Linked DNA regions of Homo sapiens: all the other regions are linked to region 1. The links are chromatin loops, found by intact Hi-C in ENCODE. Cell type or tissue: CD4-positive, alpha-beta T cell. All regions are shown on one strand.

Region 1 (8,000 bases):
ATTTCTCCATACACATCATGCTCATTTCTACCTTTGAGTCATTGGTAGGCTGATCCCTGCTGCTGGAATTCCCTCCTTTTTTCTCTCTGTCTATACAAATTATTTAAAGTTCTTTCTTCCACTCAGCGAAACCTTTCCTAACCACTCCAGTAATGCCATCCTGTTTTCCCAGACTCCTGGTGATTACAGTCAGTGCCACACAGATTATCACTTAGTGGTTCCACGTGAGTATTAATTTTATCTACTCTATTTGAATATAAGCATTAAGTAGTACTCTTTCTCATACATCCTGCCTATTCTAACCCTGTGTAAGGTGCACAGAAGTTGCTTAGTAAAATGCTTATTTAATGATTAATAAAAATTATAATCGATAATATTTAATGAGGACTTATTTGACAAGTACTACGCTAAAAGCTTTACGACATTATTGTATTTAATCCTCATAAAAATTATCTAAGGGATTCTATTCTTTTATAAATGAGAAAAATAGAAGGAGAAAGTATGTAATTTAACCAAGTTTATGCATGTTGATAATTCTTCATAGACCAGGGATTTGACTTAAAGCCTATCTGACTCTAAAGCCCTTGTTTTTGTTGTCATGTTTTGTTTTGTTTTTGAGATGGAGTCTCGCTCTGTCACCCAGGCTGGTGTGCAGTGGCGCAATCTCAGCTCACTGCAACCTCCACCTCCCAGGTTCAAGCGATTCTCCTGCCTCAGCCTCCCCAGTAGCTGGGACTACAGGCACCCGCCACCACGCCCAGCTAATTTTTAGTAGAGACAGGGTTTCACCATGTTGGCCAGGATGGTCTCGATCTCTTGACCTCGTGATCCGCCAGCTTTGGCCTCCCAAAGTGCTGGGATTACAGGTGTGAGCCACTGCGCCTGGCCTGTTGTCATGTTTTTTAGAGACAGCATCTTGCTCTGTCATACAGGCTGGGTGCAGTGGTGCCATTATAGCTCACTGCAGCCTCAAATTCCTGGCAAAGCCCATGTTTTTTAACCTTTATATTATCTGTATATGTATTTGAATAATATGACAGTATGAATAAATATGTTAAGGGCAACTACCACTTGTGATAATGTAAACAAAGTACCTGGAAGTGCCCAATAAATGTTAGTTTTTGTTCTTCAATGCATGAAACAGGCAAAGCTCAGACAAGTACTGGAGAGGCAACAGCAAATTAAAGAATTAAGTGGCCAGAAATAATTTTTTGAATCACACTGTTAACAGTGGGAAAATCTCTATAGTGGAAAAGCTGCAAAGTTTTAAAAGATTCTCTCTGAAATAGTTTTTATATATTATTTCAGAGAGGTTATATATTAAGGAGCAGAATTCTAAAATCCTGTCTTCACCTTGCTCTTTACAAAATTTCTAGTCTGGGAAAGCCAGAAATAAATCAATGAATACTGGAAGCTATTATGGGAACCAAGTAACTTCCTGAAGTGAATTACTCTAAACTTAACGAACCATTCTTCCAATCTTAGGGCTAAATGTCATCTAAAGCCAAGAGAAATTTTTACCTGATTTAGGACTTCGGAGTTTTACACTCTAAAAGAAAAAAAGAAAGGAAAAGTGAAAGAAGAATATGTATACAAATTATACAAACTCAAAGCAAAAAATGGCATTTTTGAACTTATATGTAATATAGCTGTAGAGATAATTATGAAATGTAGACCCTATTTTTCCTAATTTGTAAGTGTGCTGAATTATGAAATGGCATCTTTCACTCTTACACTGATTTTTATATCCCATGGCAATTAGTCCTAAATTGATCCCCTTCTGACTTATTTCTGTCCCACCTGAAACATTTCCCTGAAAATTTAATTAGAGGTAAGTTGCGGAAATTGAAGTTACTTCATAACATTGGAAGAGTGACTGTTCTTTCCTCTGGGAGTTGTTAAAGTAAATATATGTGCCTATTATTAATGACAATAATAATTACTAGTACATTAGAATTATAATTTAAAAGGCAGAGAATATTTGCCTATCAGCATTGCAATTGTAGGTACTTTAAAATGTTTAATTATTTTTCTGATCTCTCAAATTTTAAGAGAATTGGTTCACAGACTATACAGAAATGCATAACATTTTTAGATACACTTCTATTTTTCCTCCAGAAGCAGGACACACCTACTTTCAATAATTATTTTCTATTTAATCCACAAACCCCTCCCACCCCCATCTCTGACTTTACCATCAACCACACTATTCCAAAAGGTTTATCTTAAGTAATATGCACACCTGTCATTCTCTATAACATATTATCACAGCAAACATGATATAGCCTACCAAATGACTACAGTGAACAAGCTTCCTACTTAAGTATGAAACATTTATTTTTGCCTTAACTATCCTTCAAGAATCAGCTCAAATGTTTCCTCTTTCACTAAATCTTCCTTGATCACTTCCAACCTGGAGGCATCTCCTACACTTGAAATTCTTTATCTTTCATATGACATTGATCACATTTGCTTTGTTATAATAAATATAGGCAAAAATAAAGATTTGTACACATCCTATATCTCTACTACTAGACAAGAAGCTTCTTACAGGCAAGAATTGTGTCTTATACATCCTTTTTATCCCAACATCCTCTAGCACATTGTTCTATATTTAGTATGTGCTTAGGATTTATTGAATGATGGGTGTTAAAAATACAAGGAGTAGAACTGTAGTCTATTGAATCTAAATGAGTAGAGTCATTAAAAAATTATTGACCTTGCTTGGTCTAAGTATCACAGAGTCATCAAATTTCTTTGGTTCAGATGTTCCACCCCATTCCAGTGATGTTCCAATTTTTACCTTCACAGCTGAGGATAAGGATTTGGGAACATTTGGTGAGAATTCTCCTGGAAGAAAGTGAATATAGTTCGGTTCTTAAGAATAGTATTCTTTTAGACATCAAATGTTGCTCAGCAAATAATACATAAAACATTGAAAGGACCTGAGAAGTAATCTAGTTAATTCACACTTCATTTTATTTTTTGAGACAGGGTCTTGCTCTGTCACCCAGACTGGAGTGCAGTGGCACAATCATGGCTTACTGCAGCCCCCAACTCCTGGGCTCAAGTGATCCTCTCACCTCCACCATCCAAATAGTTGGGACTACACATGCATGCTGCTATTGCTCTGCTAAATTAAAAAAAAAAAATTAGAGATGAGGTCTCACTATGTTGCGCAGGCTAGTCTTGAACTCCTGGCCTCAATGAACTCCTCAAACTCAAGGCTCACACATCAGCTTCCCAAAGTGCTGGAATTAAAGGCATGAGCCACCATGCCCATCCCACACTTTATTTTATACTTACTGAACTGTACTCACCAGCTTCCTCAACCACAATAAATGATTCAGGTGTCCATACAGGAAGTGGAGGGGGGATTTCATCATCTATCCTTGGAGCAGTTGCTATCCAAAATGTCAAAAATATTGTAACAATTGTTAATTAGAACAATCCAAAGGAAATTCTTATATTCTAATATTAAATATAAATTTACCATAATTTATATTTAAATTCCGTTGAAGCAACATTATCAGTAAAGTTGACACTTGTTCATTCAAGGAAAAAGCAAAATAAATTCTCTTAAGGTACAAACCCAGGAGGTTTTTGCTTATTCTTTAACATTTATTGTTTTAAAAGCTCAAAAGTAGGGCTGGGCGCGGTGGCTCACGCCTGTAATCCCAGCACTTTCGGAGGCCGAGGCGGGCAGATCACAAGGTCAGGAGATCGAAACCATCCTGGCTAACGTGGTGAAACCGTGTCTCTACTAAAAACACAAAACATTAGCCGGGCGTGGTGGCGGGCCCCTGTAGTCCCAGCTACTCGGGAGGCTGAGGTGGGAGAATGGCGTGAACCCGGAAGGCAGAGCTTGCAGTGAGCCGAGATTGCACCACTGCATTCCAGCCTGGGTGGCAGCAGGACACTCCGTCTCAAAAAATAATAATAATAATAAATAAATAAAAGCTCAAAAACATTTTGATTGAGTCACGGTGTATCAGTTAACATAAAATATTATATTAATTTTGGAAGCTTTGAATTAACTTTTACATAACTCCTTTTGTTTTACATAGACTATATAATAAAACATTATAAAGTGCTTTGACGTGTAAAAGGTTCAGTTATACATTAGGTAAAATCATAAAGATTTCAGTATCTCTTCATTCTATACAAAATTCAAGAATATGGGTATTTTTCCATTTTACAAAACAACAGTATAGGATAGTCTTCTGTATTTCTATACAAACATTCAGTTTTTATTAAACATTTTAAATGGTATTACAAGAAACTGCCACCAGATGGCACATGACGATATTGTTACAATCCCTGAAAATAAGGGTATGTTTTTATTAATTAATTTTTTTTTGAGACGGAGTCTCGCTCTGTTTTTTAATGATGCAGATGCTCAGAGAAGTTTAAGGTATAAGAAAAGAAAATACATTTAAATGTTTAAAAATGTATAAAATAATCTAATCACAGAAGGAACATCTTAGATCCAGATAAGATATTTTTGCAACAAAGCTACAAATGATCTACACAACTATTTATTAAGAAACTCTACAATAAATAATGTTATAGAGCAAAAGTTTTCTCCACCTCCTATCTATGTAGAATGTGCTTTACAAATTATTTGATGATATACCTAAGGGAGTTAAACTTGTTCATTGCTTTCCCTCATCATCTTCCACATCAAATTATTGTCATCATCTCTAACAGGGTGCTCATTTCTACTTTCAAACTAATCAGTAAAACAGAACAATATGCATTATATGCAAAAATACAGAATTATAAAAGAGACAAAACATGAAAGTAAAGGTATACATATGATAAAATTTTTACACAAAATACTAAACATGTATTGTCATCTACGAGATTACTACAAAAGAGCAAGAAATCAGGTTCTCCCCTTCCAAATCCTGCAGGAAGATAATTCAATTTTTAGCAATATGTTCAACTCATTTTAGCCACATAATTGTGCAACAAAAAATCTGGGTGCTATTGATCAAATTTTTTTCTGCTCTTCCTTTGGAAGCTGCTTCTATATGTTAAGAGTAAATTCTGAAGCTAGGTGTGGTGGCTTGCACCTGTAATCCCAGCACTTTGGGAGGCCAAGGTGGGAGGATTGCTTGAGGCCAGATTTTCAAGACCAGGCTGGGCAACATAGCAAGACCCCATTTCTAAAAAAAAAAAAAATTAGCCAGGCATGGTGGCGTGTCCCTGTGGTCCCAGCTACTTGGGAGGCTGAGGTGGGAGGATTGGTTGAGCCCAGGACATCAAGGCTGCAATGAGCAATGTCCACACCACTGCACTCCAGCATGGGCAACATAGTGAGATTCTGTTTCAAAAAATATTTTTAAAAAACAGTATATTGTGAGCCTTTGATATACATTTCTAGAAATGAGGCGTGCCTTCTTTAGAAGCACTCCTGCTGGTACAGATCCTGTACCAGATCTTGATTGCCTCCATTGTTGCCTGTTTCATGGAATATTATGTTTGATGTTGCTATTTTCAACTTATTACAGCATTAAAACACTCCTGGAATGTATTTATTTGAGGAGTAGCAGGAAGAAGAAAGAGAAGGAAGCAGGCTAGGCGTGGTGGCTCATGCCTGTAATCTCAGCACTTTGGGAGGCCGAGGCAGGCAGATCACGAAGTCAAGAGATCAAGACCATCCTGGCCAACATGGTGAAACTCCATCTCTGCTAAAAATACAAAAATTAGCCGGGCGTGGTGGCGCGCGCCTGTAATCCCAGCTACTCAGGAGGCTGAGGCAGGAGAATTGCTTGAACTCTGGAGGCGGAAGTTGCATTGAGCCAAGATTGCACCACTGCACTCCAGCCTGGGTGACAGAGCGAGACTCCATCTCAAAAAAAAAAAAGAAAAAAAAGAGAAAAAAGAAAGAAAGAGAAGAAGCAGAGGAGAAGAGGGAAGAGGAGAAGAAACCAACTATTCTATAGAAACAAAATGAAATCTAAAATTCTATGCAAACTTTAAAAAATAACTTACCTAGTACAGCTGACTCCTGGTTCAATAGTGAGGAAATATTGGTTGGAGAATTCAGTGATAAAGAATCATGTGAATTGTAATAAGAGAAGAGGGATGTAGAGGATGTTGGCAACAGAGAAGAAGGAAAAACAGTTCCATCTTGCTTCTCAGGTAAATCAAGAGACATCTTAGAACTGGTACCACTTGGAGGCCATGATGAAAAATAAGGATTTTCCACTAAAGGTATGTAAGAATATACACCAAGAGCACTAGAGTCATGGTGCTTTACATTAGAGGCATTACGTATTTGGTGTTTAGAGTCATATGGCAGTGAATAATTCAGTTCTGCTGAAGAAACATGCATTACTTTTTGAGCCTGCATCTCTACAAAACAAGAATCATGTGGTTGAGATTCCAAATAAGAAAAGTTTTCCTTGCTGTCCACCTCCTTGGTTTCTCTCTGCTGTATCAATTCAAAAGGAGTTGATTTGGTCCGTGTTATTGGCACCTTTGAATTAAAATATCTTCCTGCTGCATTTACAGGTTTAGAATTAGAACATCCCTCAAACAAAAGAGAGCCCAAATCCAAACTTTGATGCTTCTGAAGAGGCTCCCCAACTATTGGAAATGCCTTTGTCTGCCATTTCATGGTTGTGTCAGCATTTTTGTCAAAACTGTAATTTAGCTCCAGAAAGTCAAAAGAAGTGCTTGATTTAGCAGGGTGCAAAACTAGCTCTTCTTTTGCACTTATTTCAGAAGTCCTAAAGTCAAAGGAAGAAGATTCTTTGATTTCCATTTTTGTCCTTTGTTGGTTCATCATTTTTGCTGCTTTTGTGGTACTAAAACAAAAAGAAAGCGTAATGATGACACCATACCCCAAACAGGCCGCTTCCTAGCATCACAATGATGTATAAGCATGAGATTCATCTCCCAGACACAATTAGTCAACATTTAGATATATAAAATTGTACTCACCTTTTTGGTAAATTAGGAGAATAAGAGTCTGCTTGGAGAGTGTGATTTTTCTCAGGAATACAATGCTTTGCTTGACTCTTTAAAAGAAATAAGTCAGAGGCTGGTTTTCAGTGAAGCAATGTCAATAAGATATTTTAATATTTAGAAGGCTGAAAAGTAATTTTTCAGGAAATAAAAAGATTTAAAATAATTCATGAAAGAGTTAGATTAGCTTCCAAAATATTGAACTCAGCAAGAACTCGTTCATATACTGAGATGGCCAGAATAAAGGATTAATAGTATTATAGAAACTAGAAAGGATTTGTGTATATCATCATCTTTTCAAATGTGGGAGTTTTAAAAATGTTCTTTGGTGGGTAACTTTAGTCTCAAAAACACTCTGCCTTTAGAAATTTCAGCATCTCAGCCCTTTACAGGTACTTATTAGGTCTCTGGACCTATTTCATCTTGTTCTACTCTTTTCCTCCTCACTATGCTCTAGGTATACTGGTTTTCTTGCCATTACTTTAGCATGCCAAACTTATTTCCAAGTCAAGGCTTTTACACTTACTATTCCCCCTGATTAATATATTTTTGCTCCAAATTTTGCATGGCTGGCTCCTTCTAAGTAATTAGATCTCTGCTTAACTGTCATCTGCATAAGGAAACCTTCCCTGACCACCCAACCTAAAATCACATTTCTTCCCCTGTCCAGCCATGCTCAATCTTCTTCTTTTTTAAGAGACAGGGCCTCGCTGTATTGCCCAGTCTGGCCTCAAACTTCTGGGCTCAAGCAGTCCTCCTACCTCAGCCTCCCAAGTAGCTGGGACACTACAGGTGTGTACCACAGTGCCTGGCCTCAATCTTTTTTTTTTTTTTTGAATTAAGTTAGGGTCTTATTCTGTTACCCAGGCTGGAGTGCAGTGGCACAAACATGGCTCACTGCGGTGTTGACCTCCTGGGTTCAAGTCCTCCTCTCACCTCAGCTTCCCAATCCTTATTTTTTATAGCAATTATCATATTATGAAATATGTTATTGTGGTTCATAGAATCTTAAAATATAATTG
Region 2 (8,000 bases), 130 kb after region 1:
CCTGGTTGGCCAAAATAGATAACACATTTTGCTTAGTGGTAACTATTATTCTGTAATTTTGTCACCTTTCGCTTTATCACCCTGGGGGCTATAGATGAGCTTCTGAAGTGAACATTTCCTCCTAAATTTTACCAATTTGTAGGAGGCTATTATTATACAATACCAATGTCTTGTAGTTAGGCATGTATCCATGTCCTACTATAGGCAAAAATTTTGTGTGGCTTAGCCTTCTTATTGGATAACATTGCCTACGGAAGCATGGCTGGCAACTTTTTAATCTTGATATATGAATTTGTTACTTTTTATTTTTATATAAAAAAAGATATTGTTAGTGTTTTAATTCTGATTTTACTATGCCCTCTTATTTTGTACGTTGCTGGATTGTATTTTTCTTCATGACAACTTGTTATTAAATTACTCATAAATTACTGAAGTGGAAAATTAGAAGACTGACTTGCTGAAAACAGCAGTGTTAGGTCTATGAGTTATGCTCATTTGATACCTCCATAGTAATATTAAGAGAAATTAGTTGGTGATAGTTGAGAAAATGTCACCTAAGTAGTCTTTAATTAAAATCTTTATATCCTCACTTAACAAAATTGCAGACATTAGTGAATTGGAAATATAATAGCAACTTAAATTCTTTATGTTGCAAGTTTCGATAAAGTACAGAAGCAACTGAAGGCTCTCAAGTCTTGACAAAAAGAATTGTCTTTAGTTGTGCTTTTCCCCAGGAGGTCTATTTGTAGGAAAGATTTATTCAACATTTGTTCTAAGAGCATAATGAATAAAAAGATAAAGAAGACATGGTTATTGTTATAAAGGCACTGTTACAAAGAAGAATTCTTGATTTTCCTAGCTGTCCATTAACTACAAAAGAGCCCTATTAGATGTCAATGACAAGAGTAGATTTCTAAAATAAGTTGAAGCAAGTTTCTATAAACCAGAATGTCTGCTTTTAAAATATTCTTATCCTAGGCATAATTTTTTTCAGTTCATGCCTGGTTAAGGATAAAATATATGACTGATTTATGGACTAGGTTATATTTTTTGAGGAATGGGGAAAAGCATTCTAAATAAGAAGGTAACTTAGATTATAAATTATTGAGCTTTTCGTAATCTTTCTTATCTAATTCACTAAAAGTTATACTTAAGCCTTTGCTTTTAAAGATTAGAATTTTAAAAACAAGTTTTTTTTCCACCTAGTGGATTAAAAAGTGAATAATGCTGGGCACAGTGGCTCACACCTGTAATCCCGGCACTTTGGGAGGCCAAGATGGGCAGATCATGAGGTCAGGAGTTCGAGACCAGCCTGGCCAACATGGTGAAACCCCGTCTCTACTGAAAATATAAAAATTAGACGGGCGTGGTGGCGCACTCCTGTAGTCGCAGCTACTTGGGAGGCTGTGGCAGAAGAATCGCTTGAACTTGGGAGCAGAGTTTGCAGTGAGCCCAGATAGCATCACTGCACTCCAGCCTGGGTGACAGAGCGAGACTCCATCTCAAAAAAAAAAAAAAAAAAAAAAAAAAATGAAAGTGAATTTAATTTACTAAGTGAAGATTTTTTTGTTTTTGCCTGTACTCTTAATGGAGATGGGATGAATATTGTGTTTTAAATTTTGTAGCATAAAAAAAATTTAGAATTCTTTTAAACCATCCCTCACTATATCAAACATCTTTCCATTAACCTAACCTGAGGGGAAGTCTCCCTTTTCTTAACTTCCAAGACTTCTATGAATGAAACTTCTTTGTCTTAAGTGTCTAGGATTAAAACCTGAACAGTGGATTATTTGAACAGAGAAGCTGAAAACAAAATAATCTTAAAACAGTACTCCCAGACCTTGCAAAACTATTTAACTGTGATGCTGTTTTCAATAGCTGGACTACAAGCAACAACAAAGCATTCTGGATTCCCTGTGAGGATGGATAATGCTGTACCGATTGTACCCCAGGCACCAGCTGCTCAGCCACTACAGATTCAGTCAGGAGTTCTCACGCAGGTAAAAGCTAGAGCAATGTGGATACTCAGTATTGCTAAACACTATTGAGATTCAGATATTTTGTCCTAGAAAATGGTATTTCCTTTGACTATAAGATCTTTCTTGGTCATGATTCAGTGGACTTAAAATGAAACATCTCTATGGAACAATATACTAATTCCTAACACTATTGCAACTCTGCCATTGTCTTCCTTAGACTTGCAGGGAAAAAATATCCAGACATTCTTGAGAAATGGTCTTCTGAGTAAGTTTACTCTAATTTTGCGGGGTGAAGCGTTTTTTTTTGTTGTTGTTTGTTTTTTAAATGTTGGAGCTCATATAAAGATAAGTATATATGTAGCATTTTGATTCTAAAATATAAGCTTCCACTTTTGCACCCTTTGTGTCCCTTTTGCTCACTCTTTTAGAATTTCATCACAGTTGAGAGGCTGGATCACATCAGGATGCCTCTTCACATATTACATTCCTTCATTCCGTGTGTTTAACCAGATTGTAGAAAGCTTTAAAACTTTATACTTGCTATGGAACATTCGACTAAGATGATAGAGAAAATTGTAAAGTATTTAAATAGCAACAAACAGTATATTTTATATTTTATATATAAATGTTTGTGGCCTATGACACATAGGAAATTCTCAAATCCAAAAACTCTATTTTGTGAACAGGAGGAAGAATTCTTAATAAATGTCTCTGTTTCATAGAACTGATCCCCTGAATCTAGCCCAAGGAGGATTCCTATACTTCTTTGTTTTAGGCCATTGGCATTTGACTTTGTGGGCCAATGCCATACAAAGTTGAAGGGGGAAAGTTGTGTTTGGTATATGCATTTTAGATGCTATCAAATTACTGTTCATTGTCAGTAATAACTTGGGGGGAATGAGAACCCTTCTGAATCCAGATATCCTGCCTCCGTGTTTGTTTCACTCACCTGCCTAATCTACGTTTCAGGGAAGCTGTACACCACTAATGGTAGCAACTCTCCACCCTCAAGTAGCCACCATCACACCGCAGTATGCGGTGCCCTTTACTCTGAGCTGCGCAGCCGGCCGGCCGGCGCTGGTTGAACAGACTGCCGCTGTACTGGTAATTCCCCTCACTTGATTGTGTTACTAACGGAGTTTCTTTGGTTTCTTTCTTTTTTGTTTTTTCCTGTTTGTTTTTGTTCTGTTTTTTTCTGGTTTATTTTTCAAAAAAATTTTTTAGCTTAGTCTTTGCAGAGGGCATGGAAGCATGTGCCATCTTGTGGCTGTGTTCTTGCTACATCTTTTAATGTCTCATTGTTTTCCTCCCCAACATTTGCTGTAGCACTGTCTGACTGATGGTTATGTGGCTCTGTAAGGAGCCAGATCCCTTGATTCTTCTTTGCCAGCCTAGTGTGATAAAAGCTCTCGATGTAGCCTCAGAAGAGCTTCAACACTGTTACTTGTTTTCTGCCTTTTACCCTCTGATCCTTGAGAATGAAGGAAATGGCCTTTAATTTGGCTCAGCTACAGGTACCCGGATGGCCAAAATTGAGCTCGTTGGCAAGATAGCTTTCTCCTTTTTTTGCTGTTTTAAGGTTCTAAAACTTTTCTGCATGTGGAAATGCTTAAGATGCTCTTAATTTATTGCTTTCTCAGTTGATACTAACCATCCTTCTATGGACACATGAAGATAGCTCTTTTTGCCACTCATGATCAGTGGCAGCTTATATCTTACATTTAAAGATATTCCCTTTAGAATGTAGATCATATTGTAGGTCATATTGTTGGTTGAAATTAAAAGTGGACACATTTTTAGGAGTTTTGGGAGGAATTAATTATTTTACAAATAGGTCTTTATACAAAGGTTGAAAGTATGGCCAACAAACTATGCAAATACAATATCTTTGTTATTAAAAGTCATGGGGAATAGTTACTTAATGTAGCTGCAATTGTAGTACTGGGCTTAGAGATAGAAAAAACAACCAAGACTTTGAGGTGTGTTTCAGGATTTGTAACCTTAAGAGTGATTTTTTGGATGTGTTTTGGTTTATATGGGGAGTTAGAATTGTTTATTGGATATCCAGCATTTTCTCATTTGAAATTTAAAATTAGGTAAGCATCCAAAAACCTGAAAGGCACTATTGAATCCTGTTATTTCTCTGTTTTCAAAGTTGCTTTAAATTTCTTTTGTTGTTTCTTAAGTATTCATGTGAGTGAAAACACTTCCAGAAACATACTTTGGTTGGAATTTGGTTTTCATTTTAAAAGTCTTTGTCACTTCCAGATTAATTTTCTTGTAAGCAGAAAACCTGAGTGTGAGGGAGTCAGATATATTTCCAACTTGATTGATCCAAGCCAATGGTTTTAACTCACTCATCTGTAGTTTCGAGGTTGGAATGTTAGTTGACACTTCTCCTTTGCTGCTTCTCTTAAGTTTGCACTAGCCATTTGCTAAGCTTTGCATATTTTTGTTCTTCCTCTGTCAAAACAGTTCGTCGCTTGGAACGCCAGATTTCTGCCTCACATTGGAATGTTATTTCTTGCTTTGTATTAAACTACATGCTTTGTCTTGTGCAGGTGTTGGCTTATGGAAAGACGCATGGTGTGACTTAACATACTTCTTTTATTTTTTGTTTTGTTTTATTTTGTTTTAAATTCTGCTTATGGTAGCAGACGTGTTTGCAGTTTCTCTGCTTTGAAGGCTTCTTGTTTGGAACCAGTATTTGTAACAAGTAGATCTGTTACTTGCAGAAATATTTTTAAAACAGTGTGTTGATGGCCTTGCAATTTGAAATTCAAGAAACAGAACCATATGTACCCAAGCATTGTAGGTAATTGTACTGCAGAATTCAAGTTTAAAAAGGAAACTTCCAAATCCGTTCCCATTTTTTTTTTCAAAAAATGCCAGAATTTCTGTGAGGAAGAAGTACAGAAAACATTTGTTGCTCAGTTTATTGCAAGTGACATGGCTTTTTTAAAACTAGAAATCATGTATTTTCTTGTAGTGATTAGTTTTTATGTGGAAATATTCCTGCAAATGATACATAAAAACATATTTTAGGTAACTATTAGAAACAAAGTATGATGCTTTCTGCTTCTAAAACATCTTACTTTTTGCCTTATTTTGAAATTCCATTATGTGGCTATAAATGATGAAGTTAGCTTTTTCTTGCTGGCATAAGATTTTTTCCCCAAAAGGATTAGGCCTTTGGTCATCCACATCTGGCTCCATTTTCCAAATACTACCCTTTTAAAAAAGGGAACAGTTCTGCCTTTTGTTTTATGGGTTGAATTGATCTGATACCTTATCTGATTGGCAGTCAGATTAAAAAATTTTAATCTCCAGGGAGTCCTCTTAACTCTTTCTAGGGATTTATTTTAGAATTGTTGCAAAAATGAAACTCCAGCATTTAACCAGCTCTTATCTCTGAACTCTCAGACTCCTTTTCTCTACAGTATAATAGAAGCTCTTAACCGCAGGGATCTTCTTTTCTTTAATACCCGGGTGGTCAGGTTATGGGGGTGAGCAAGAGAAAGCAGTATGTTTTCTTTCCCCATTCATAAGACTTGTAGCTTGAGCCCCTCTGACCTTTCTTTTTTAATCTCTGCAAGTTAACAATCTACAAGCAACTTCTTTTAAGATATGAATTTTTCTTTCTTTAAAAAAACAGAAGAAAAAGCCAAGAATGAATCAAGTCTGGATGTTTTTTATGTGTGTTTCCTTACAGCAGGCGTGGCCTGGAGGGACTCAGCAAATTCTCCTGCCTTCAACTTGGCAACAGTTGCCTGGGGTAGCTCTACACAACTCTGTCCAGCCCACAGCAATGATTCCAGAGGCCATGGGGAGTGGACAGCAGCTAGCTGACTGGAGGCAAGTGTCCTGTGTTACTCTGGGAGATTTGTAAGGGCCGATCCCATAGGGTGGGAGCACTTGGTAATAAGGAGAGAGACTAGTAAGAAAATAAAGGAAAATTTGACACTGTTGGAATCCTTTAAGAACCCATATCAGGCTAGGAGATGGTGTTATAAGAAAACTTTGAATATAGGAAAGCAGTAGGTTCTGAAGGTCAGGAATCATTTCTTCTAGATTTTTTAAAGAGAGTCTTAAGTGATTAGAAACCATACAGTGAGATCCTAAAGCCTTGTAATCTAGGTCCCCAACTTTATCTTTTATAATGAAAATTCTTTTTTTCTAATGTTTAATTTTTGTGATTACATACTAGGTATATATATTTATGGGGTACATGAGATGTTTTGACACAGGCATGTAATGTGAAATAAGCACATCATGGAAAAGGGGGTGTCCATCCCCTCAAGCATTTATCCTTTGAGTTACAAATAATCCAATTACACTCTTTAAGTCATTTAAAAATGTACAATTAAGTTATTACTGACTATAATCACCTATTGCGCTATCAAATAGTAGTTCTTATTCTTTTTTTTTTTTTTTTGTACCCATTAACCATCCCTACCTCCCCACTAGCCCTCCACTACTCTTACCAGCCTCTGGTAACCATCCTACTCTCTATGTCCATGAATTAAATTGTTTTGATTTTTAGATCCCATAAATAAGTGAGAACATGTGGTTTGTCTTTCTGTGTCTGGCTTATTTCACTTAACATGATGATCTTGAGTTCCATCCATGTTGTTGCAAATGACAACGTGTACTTTTTGTGGCTGAGTAGTACTCCATTGTGTATATGTACCATATTTTCTTTATCCATTCATCTGTTGATGGACACTTAGGCTGCTTCCAAATCTTACTGTGAACAGTGCTGCAACATAGGAGTGCAGGTATCTCTTTGATATACTGATTTCCTTTCTTTTGGGTATATACCCAGCAGTGGGATTGCTGGATCATATGGTAGCTCAATTTTTAGTTTTTACAGGAACCTCCAAACTGTTCTCCATAATAGTTGTACTAACTTACATTCCTACCAACAGTGTACAATTGTTCCCTTTTTTCCATATCCTTGGCAGTGTTTATTATTGCTTGTCTTTTGGATATAAGCCATTTTAACTGGGGTGAGATAATATCTCATTGCAGTTTTGATCTGCATTTCTCTAATGATCAGAGATGTTGAGCACCTTTTCATATGCCTGTTTGTCATTTGTAAGTCATCTTTTGGAAAATGTCTATTCAATTCTTTTGCCCATTTTTTGATCGTATTATTAGATTTTTTTCCATAGAGTTGTTTGAGCTGCTTACGTATTCTGGTTATTAATCCCTTATCAGATGGTAGGTGCTCAACTTTAAAAAAATAAAATGCAGCTGCATTTTGGCTAATTGCTTTTGATGTCTGTTTGGTCCTGATTCTTCAGTGGTTTTGGAATTCACTCTTCTCTTTCTTTCTGTTGGTACAGGAATGCCCACTCTCATGGCAACCAGTACAGCACTATCATGCAGCAGCCATCCTTGCTGACTAACCATGTGACATTGGCCACTGCTCAGCCTCTGAATGTTGGTGTTGCCCATGTTGTCAGACAACAACAATCCAGTTCCCTCCCTTCGAAGAAGAATAAGCAGTCAGCTCCAGTCTCTTCCAAGTGAGTCTGTGTTACAGCTGATAGTTAAAACTGTGCCAGTTTGAGAGATATGTTGCCTTGCATTTGGAATATTGTATAGACATATAATATAGATATGAAGCAGCAAGTAGCTGCCAAATTGAGGAAGAGCAAATCATTTCATCTGGGCATGTACACCAGGTGTGTCCTGGTTTTATGATGGTCCTTTGTCTCTGCTGCCACTTTGAATCTAGGGCATTTTATGATGTTTTTATTTTACTTTACAGAGTGAAATTTAATCCTGGGATAAAGGGCTTATAAAAGTAAAATGTCTTTTGTATTTTGGTGTTCTTGTCCCTGGAAACTCTTGCCAGCATGGTGCTTATTTTCACTGGAACTTATATAGTTAAATGTATTTGCTTAATGATTATGTAAAAAGGAATCAATGAGTAAATTGGAAAGCAGTCTGGGGAAAAGATACACAATTTGGAAGGCCAAGGACTGAATCATCTTTCCATGTGAACTTTTCCTA
Region 3 (8,000 bases), 110 kb after region 1:
GGTGGTTTGGGCACCCTTGTTGGAATCATTTGAACATATATACAAATAATTCTTATCTTCTATTGCTTTCCCATTTTCAATGTTGGGCTCTCTATTCCATTAATCTATATATGTCTTTATGCCAGTACCACATTGTTTTGATTATTGTAGCTTTGTAGTAAGTTTGAAATCAGGAAGTGTGAGACCTCCAACTTTGTTCTTTTTCAAGATTGTTTTGGCTATTTGGGGTCTTTGAGGGTCCATATAAATTTTAGGATGGGTTTTTCTATTTTATACAAAAACCATAATTGCTTTTTATTAAGGATAGCGATGAATCTGTAGATGACTTTGGGTAGTATTGACAGCTTAATAGTAAGTCAGTCCATCCTTATTTCTTTATATCTTTTCACAGTTTTATAAAACTGGTATTTTTTACTTGAGGTAAGGTAAATAAACTCTTAGAGCCTTTGTTTTCTGGTTTTATGCTGCCCTAGGCAACCTTGGCTAACTTTAAGAATGTCATCTCCATTTATTTATTTATGCCTTGGGAGATTTAGGTTCCAACTACATTTGCTTTTTAATGCTCTCCTTTGAGCAGTCTCACCACCAGCCACACCAACATAACATATATATAACATACTCTACAGGTGCACTGAAGAATTCAGCGCAGCATCCCATTTTGAGTCCTCAGGAGGGACTAGGCAGACCACAGCTGAAGGAAGAGGGCTGATCAGCTCTTCCTTTCTGTCTTGACTCTGTGCCTGCAGGTGTTCTTTAACTATTTGTTTGCCCTGTCAAAGACAAAGTGCATTCTCTTGTGATAACAGAGTAGTTTTTAAATTGAAAAAGGGAGAGCAATAGGAGATAAAAATTATTTGGCTTTGTTATAATTGGGGCATGTTAATACAAAATAAAATGAATTATTTGGCTGCTTAGCTTTCTGTAATGTGTAATTCATTTGAATAATTTTCAGTGTTAGGTTGCTGATCTTTGTATTTTTTATCCTTTTAATTTAAGCTGTCAATTGATTCATTTTGGTTTTGTTTTTTATAGAAACTAAGGTTTTCAAATCTTCAAAGTTACCCTTCGACAAAGCTTTCTTTAAATTCACTGCAATATAGTTGTTGACTATAATTTTAAGTGGAGCTAAGTTTGCCTCTTAAAAACAGGAGTTCATTCTGTGTATTACTGAGTAATTACTCTGTATACTGAAGTTCAGTGCCCAGGGCTTGACAGTGTTTAGGATTTAACATGAGTGTTCTGTTGTGTCACAGTAATACTTGATAATGAGCCTAAGGCAGATGGAACAGCAGCTCAGGCATTCCTTCTTTATCACTAGTTTTACCCGCAGTGGTCCTCTTAAGCTTCTTTGATGTTGCTTTGTTGCCATATTAGAGTCCATTAAGTCCTCACCCTTCTGTCTTTCAAAAAACCTCTGTGAAATCTGTTTGGCTGGTGAAGCATTTTGACTCCAAAGCTAGTCCTTCTCTTACCCACCTTTTTAGTTTACCTTGCTTTGTCTTTCTGATAATATGCCAGTATTATCAGCTCACATAAATTTGCCAACTTGCTGTGTCCATTGGCCCTGGGCATGGCTAAATGATTCAGGCAGTGGAAATAATATACTTTACTCTCTGGCTCACTGTAAATGTGCACAGACTCCAAGCAAAGCTCCTGTCTTTCGGGCTTGAGTTTTAGAGACAAAGGTTTGCCATGCTTACAGGCTGAATGTTTTTCCCTACTGAACAAACTAGCCAGCCTTTATTTCAAGCTGAATCACTTTGTTACTTACGGAAGGAAAAGGTCTAGAGAAGGAAAACGTATCTTCCATTTATCCTAGACAAACAAATAATCTAATTTCCTCTGGCAGTCAAAATATAGTTTCACCTAAGCCACTGATGCAGGAAGTTAGGTTTTATGTAACCTCTCTAATTGGTAAGTAAGTAGGTTTGATGTCTCTGAGATAGGAAGAAAGAAACGAAAATGTTCATGAAAATAATCAGAGTGATTTGTGTTAAGTGATCCTAACCTTAGCTTGCTCTGGGTGCCAGTGAAATTAACCTCAACAATGTTGGTTGGAAGAATTTTTCAACTTAAAGAAGTTTGAAGTTGGGGAATCAAAAGGCAGGGATTGTTGTTTCTATCACTTAGCTGTAATAACCAGAGCCTGTTTAGTATTTGTTTTTTAAGGATGGGATGTGTCTTCAAAGAGGAGACTTGCCATGTTCAAAGCACAATTAATGCCATTTTCCTACTGAAGTGAACACTGCCAGTTTTTAACAGTTTCTTTCACTTTCCTGTGCTTCTGTAGATAACCTTTTTTACTGCCCAGTTGTTGGAATGTTACAGCTGGAAAGGGACCTAGAAGAGTAATTATCTAACTCTGTTTCCTTATTACACAAATGAGGTAGAACCAGAGTTTTACGTGTCTGTAGAGTTTATATTGAGGGATTAAGAAATAAGGAGGCCAAGAGGAAAGATGTAATGAAAATAATTCTAATAATTATAATCTGGATTCACAGTTTAAAGTATTCAGTCCTTAGAGATAAACCTGCTCTAGTGATGCCTTACTGTTCAGTAAAGTAGAAAATAACTTGTCTTTTTGCTTCGTAGAGTTTGGGTAAGTCTAACATTTATAGGCCCAAATAATACAAAACCCTCAGTGAACTAAGCAGCCTTACTGCTTTTTTGTTTGTTTTTGAGACAGGGTCTCAGGCTGGAGTGCAGTGGCGCAATCATGGCTCACTGCAGCCTTGACCTCCTGGGCTCAAGTGATCCTTCCACCTCAGCTTCCTGAGTAGCTAGAACTGCAGGCATGCACCACCATACCTGGCTAATTTTTTAAATTTTTTTGGTAGAGATTGGGTCTTGCTGTGTTGCCTAGGCTGGTCTCAAACTCCTGCTCAAGTGATCCTCCTGCCTTGGCTTCCCAAAGTGCTGGGATTATAGGTGTGAACCGCCGTTTCTGGCCGTATTTTTTTTTTTTTTAAACTGCTTTCCTTTTTTTGTTTTTCCTTTTGCTATTTGCCTTTTTATAAGGTAGATACGGTAGAGTTGCTGTTTTGACTGAGCTTTTGCTGGAAGTCCTTAGCTGCTTTTGTCACTCCAAAAGCAGGGTGAGACCAAATGAAAAAACTTTCAGCTAATCTTCAGTTTTTTTTTTTAATTAAATGGGACTTGGGGGCTGTGGAAGTGATATTTTCCTTAATTTCCCAGAAAACTTTAAGCTCGAGACAGTTATCATATATTATTGCTACCTTTTTTATTTTTTTCTGAGACGGAGTTTCGCTCTTACGCCCAGTCTGGAGTGAATTGACGTAATCTTGGCTCACTGCAACCTCTGCCCCCCGGGTTCAAGCGATTCTCCTGCCTCAGCCTCTGGAGTAGTTGGGATTACAGGCGCCTGCCACCATGCCCAGCTAATTTTTGTATTTTTAGTAGAGACTGGGTTTCATCATGTTGGCCAGGCTGGACTTGAACTCCTGACCTCAGGCCATCCACGTGCCTTGGCCACCCACAGTGCTAGGATTATAGGCGTGAGCCACCGCGCCTGGCCTGTTATCGCTACCTTTTAAAGAAGAAAGTTATAGAGTGGCCTGGCCATTCTCTGTGACCTACCTTTTGGACTTTAAAATGTCTTTCTAGTATGGTAGGAATAGCAAAATCAATATGCTGCCCTCCAATTGATGCTTTGGAATGTTCTAAACCCAGTTTTTATTTTGGCTCATTGCCAGTTGTGCTCCCCCTGCCAGCTATTTTTGGCATTGTCATGAACTTGGAAATTAATGATTCTGCTCACTAGGAGTAGAAAATTTTGTTCCTTTTCAATTTTAGAAAAGCTTTTATGTTGTTTCTGGGTAGTCTTACTAGCTTATTAATGCGCCTGTCAAACTTGTGCAGTGTTGAAAACATGCCATTATGGTTGAGATTTCACTGAACTCTGAAATTCCATCAGTAATATGTGCCTCTAGCCACCTGCAACAGGAATATCACTTTTGAGGGTTACTTCTTTTCTTTTCTTTTTTTTTTTTTTTTGAGACAGAGTCTTACTCTGTCACCCAGGCTGGAGTGCAGTGGCACTGTGTCAGCTCACTGCAACCTCCGTCTCCTGGGTTCAAGCAATTCTCCTGCCTCAGCCTCCTGAGTAGCTGGGATTACAGGTGCCCGCCACCACACCTGGCTGATTTTTTATATTTTTAGTAGAGATGGGGTTTCACCATGTTGGCCAGGCTGGTCTCAAACTCCTGACTTCAGGTGATCCAGCCTCCTCGGCCTCCCAAAGTGCTTGTATTACAGGCATGAGCCACCGCACCCGGCCAGTTATTTCTTTGGTAAACAAAACCACAGTTCAAATTAAATACTACAAAAACTGATGATATTGGTGGTTCCACCCATAGCTGTTAAAAAGTGTAAGCCCGAAGAGGCCTGGGTCGACTGCTATTTGTATTTAAGGATCAGAAAAGCTTTCAGGCCCTGTGGAGTCCCCAGATTTACTGTTTTCTAAGGGCCACTATTTATGTATAAATACTAGGGGAGGATTTTTTTTTTCTTCTATGCCTAGTTTGCTTAGATGGGGAGGGATATTCTTATTTAGGGAAATTATATTCTCCTTGCTTAATCCTTGCCTTCCCTCAACCCCCTGCACATATACACAAAACAACAATAAGCACATATCACTTGAAAGTAGTTTGAGAAACCTGGGTATTCTGTGAGGAGACACGGCCAGTTAGATGGTTCTTCACGGAAAGATCTGTTTTCCATTTAACTCCTGTAACATGAGGAATCTGAATCTGGATCTGGATCTGGATCTGGAGTGTCCTTATAGATTATAATTCCATGACTTGTAAGAAAGAAAGGAAATTATTTGGAGAAGATGATCCAGTGCCTAAGAGCTGAAATCTTGGATCCAAATAGCTTGGGTACCATCCTTTTTCTTTTGTTGAGATGGAGTCTCGCTCTGTCGCCCAGGCTGGAGTGCAGTGGCAGATCTCAACTCATTGCAACTTATGCCTCCCAAGTTTAAGTAATTCTCTTGCCTCAGCCTCTGAGTAGTTGGGATTACAGCTGCCCGCCACCATGCCCAGCTAATTTTTGTATTTTTAGTAGAGATGGAGTTTCACCGTGTTGACCAGGCTGTTCTCGAACTCGTGACCTCAAGCAATCCACTCACCTTGGCTTCCCAAAGTGCTGGGATTACAGGTGTGAGCCACTGCGCTGGCCAAGGGCACCATCTTTTAGTAGTTATGTAGCCTTGGGCAAGTTACTTTAACCTCTTAGTGCCAGTTTCTTCATCTGTAAAATGGAGGTAATACTTTTATTGCATAGAATCTAACATGCCATTGATTATAAGATACATTATTTTTGTACCACTTAAAAAAGGAAAAGCGCTGCCATTAAACTAAAATATACCATCATTTGTAAGAATCTTCTTAATTTCAGAGGTGCTAACATGTAAAAAGATGTGTATCTTAGAATTGATGACATCATAATAATACTTTGATAGGATTGTTGTAAGGATTAAGTGACTCAACATTTATAAAGAACTTAGAACAGTGCATGGCACATAGTAGGCAATATTTATGTGTCATTTATTATTATTGCTATTAGTGTTACCTATTATTTTCTTTTTGAACCCACTTATTGCCTAATTAGTCATAGTTTGACAATTGCCCTTGTATTCCACCATGTCAAATATAAATTTACATAGATGAGTATGTACTTTTACTTATTGAGAAACAGTGTAATATATAATATACTCAATTCTGGAGCCAGATTGCAGGGATTCAAATCCTAGCTCTGCCACTTATTTGACTGTGACTCTAGGCCAATAACTTAATCTTTCTTTTTCTCAGTTTCTTCTTCTGTAATGGGGATAATAATTCTATTTTAGATGTGTTCGTATATATAAACGTCTGAGTTATGGATTACCTTAGTCATCTCTTTAAAGTTCCCTAGCATTTTATTTCTCACTTGGACTGTTAATGAATATTTCTAAAAAGCACACTAAGAGTTCAAAGTTTTAAAATAATGGTAACATAATACTGTTATTATATCTAACACCTACTAGTATTTACCATGTGCCATGCACTGGTCTAAAAGCTTTCATATATTTATTTAAGCTTCACAACAACTCTATGTGGTGGGAACTCTTACTGTCTCCATTTTATAGATGAGGAACCTGAGGCACAGAGAGATCAAGTAATATACCTGCAGCTATTAAATGATGGAACTAGGATTCAGACCCTGACAGGCTGGCTCTAGAGAGTGTGCTGTCAACACCATGTCTCTTCAGAAGGCATTTCTTTTTCTTTTTTTTTTTTCCAGAAGGCATTTCTGTCATGAAGGGTTATTTATTGACCAGGGCTTTTTTTTTTTTTTTTTGGACTGTCTTGGGTCTCCTAGGCTGGAGTGTAGTGGTGTGATCTTGGCTTACTGCAACCTCTACCTCCTGGGTTCAAGCGATTCTTTTGTCTCAACCTCCTGAGTAGCTGGGATTACAGGCGCCCACCACCACACCTGACTCATTTTTGTATTTTTAGTAGATTTGGGGTTTCACCATATTGGCCAAGCTGGTCTTGAACTTCTGACCTCAGGTGATCCACCCGCTTCGGCTTCCCAAAGTGCTGGGATTACAGGCATGAGCCACTGTGCCCAGTTGACCAGGCCTTTTAATTGATTTTTTTTTTTTATGATTGAAATGGTGCTAGGAATAATAATAAAAAAAATCTATTATCCCTTATCTGTGATTGCAAAATTCAGAAAGCTCTCATAAATGAAAATTTTTCTTTAAGTTTGGTATAAATTCATTTAATTGGCAAGACCTGACTTGAACCATTGTTAAGCTATTTGAAGTCTTTATTTAGCCAACTTAGTATGACTGTTCCATGTTTTGTTGCAGAAATATTAATGTGTTTGATTATAGTGCACTGCCCTGAACTCCACTGGGATTATTATATAATGTGTACTTTGTGTTCTGCATTACCTTTCTGAAATTCAAAATATTCTGAATTCCAAAACACATCTGGCCCTGAGCTTCAGATGATGGATTGTATACCAAAGATTTTTTTTCCATTTCATTGAATAAATGTTCCTTTAGCTAATACTAAAACAGGACTTAGTCATGTAGTTAATTTTCCCAAATAATGTTTTTTTTTTTTTAATCTGATATTTTTTGTTTTTGCTAGAGCTCCTGAAATTATTCTTGGGTTACCATTTTGTGAAGCTATTGATATGTGGTCACTGGGCTGTGTGATAGCTGAGCTGTTCCTGGGATGGCCTCTTTATCCTGGTGCTTCAGAATATGATCAGGTAAAAGTGTTTATTTGAATGGAAATAGAATGCAAATAGTTACTTGTGAATTAGATTCTGGAGAAAGAGAAGTACTAAGTACTACTGAAGTATTTAGATAATAGGGAAAGAGTAGTCCAATTGCTACTAAAGAACTTTTTAAAGAATAGTATAATTTTCTCTTCCTGCTTCTTAGGCTAAAGTATGTTTGCAATTCTATAATAAAAAAAAGAATTTTATTTTATATTAAGGTTGATACTTTGCTAGATCTGTAATGATTTATTAGAGACTTAACTTTCATTAACTTATGTGCTTTGTGAGTTAGGAAAGTAGAGTAAAGATGAGGAACTGGAATTTTAAAAGAGAACTTCTACTTACTCGGAGCTATTATAATTTACTTTTACGCATGACACACTGAAGTACTTTCTTCAGACTGAAACACTTCAGGTCCCAGAAGCTGTGACATACTGGGTCGCTAAGATAGGATTTAGAAAGGAAATCATCTGAGTTGTAGTAATATATGATCTGTATCTAAAAATAGACAAACTTTAGGAGATATGGTATAATTTCCTAAGGAATTGGTCCGTTAAGGGAAAATGTTTTACTATGGAAGTAAATTGTGAATTCTCATTTCTTGTTATTTTTTCTTTTTTCTTTTTATTTGTTTGAGATGGAGTCTTGCTCTGTCACCCAGGCTGGAGTGCAGTGGCGCGATCTCGGCTCACTGCAACCTC

What was found. Hi-C counts contacts between places; a loop is a spot of excess contacts. Peaks named below come from ENCODE experiments on the same cell type or tissue, not always from the same donor. Only the 100,000 strongest peaks of a DNase experiment are listed, where the experiment ranks them.
Region 2: a loop joins it to region 1, with 4 times the contacts of the local background. A loop is called at or near these places in 36 of 110 quality-filtered maps.
Region 3: a loop joins it to region 1, with 4 times the contacts of the local background. A loop is called at or near these places in 18 of 110 quality-filtered maps.

Annotation. Positions count from the first base shown.
Region 1 is chr1:113,831,590-113,839,589 of GRCh38, forward strand. It overlaps PTPN22 (protein tyrosine phosphatase non-receptor type 22), which reads right to left. Exons shown (of 21, transcript NM_015967.8): 12 at 6,955-7,031; 13 at 6,001-6,818; 14 at 3,321-3,404; 15 at 2,720-2,850; 16 at 1,522-1,549. The region is part of intron 3 of AP4B1-AS1 (AP4B1 antisense RNA 1); the gene reads left to right. Among named protein-coding and RNA genes, the nearest start is that of AP4B1-AS1, 23 kb to the left of the region's middle. In CD4-positive, alpha-beta T cell, CTCF peaks have their summits at 4,303 (motif pointing right) and 4,503; a DNase peak (open chromatin) is centred at 4,302.
Region 2 is chr1:113,960,439-113,968,438 of GRCh38, forward strand. It overlaps HIPK1 (homeodomain interacting protein kinase 1), which reads left to right. Exons shown (of 16, transcript NM_198268.3): 9 at 1,879-2,000; 10 at 2,949-3,083; 11 at 5,692-5,834; 12 at 7,328-7,510. Among named protein-coding and RNA genes, the nearest start is that of OLFML3, 15 kb to the right of the region's middle. In CD4-positive, alpha-beta T cell, no CTCF peak of the experiment used is centred here; a DNase peak (open chromatin) is centred at 3,263.
Region 3 is chr1:113,945,603-113,953,602 of GRCh38, forward strand. It overlaps HIPK1 (homeodomain interacting protein kinase 1), which reads left to right. Exons shown (of 16, transcript NM_198268.3): 3 at 7,164-7,287. Among named protein-coding and RNA genes, the nearest start is that of HIPK1-AS1, 20 kb to the left of the region's middle. RefSeq lists a silencer at 6,191-6,391. In CD4-positive, alpha-beta T cell, a CTCF peak has its summit at 3,723; DNase peaks (open chromatin) are centred at 690, 1,868 and 3,709; H3K4me3 peaks cover 1,255 bases; H3K27ac peaks cover 3,373 bases.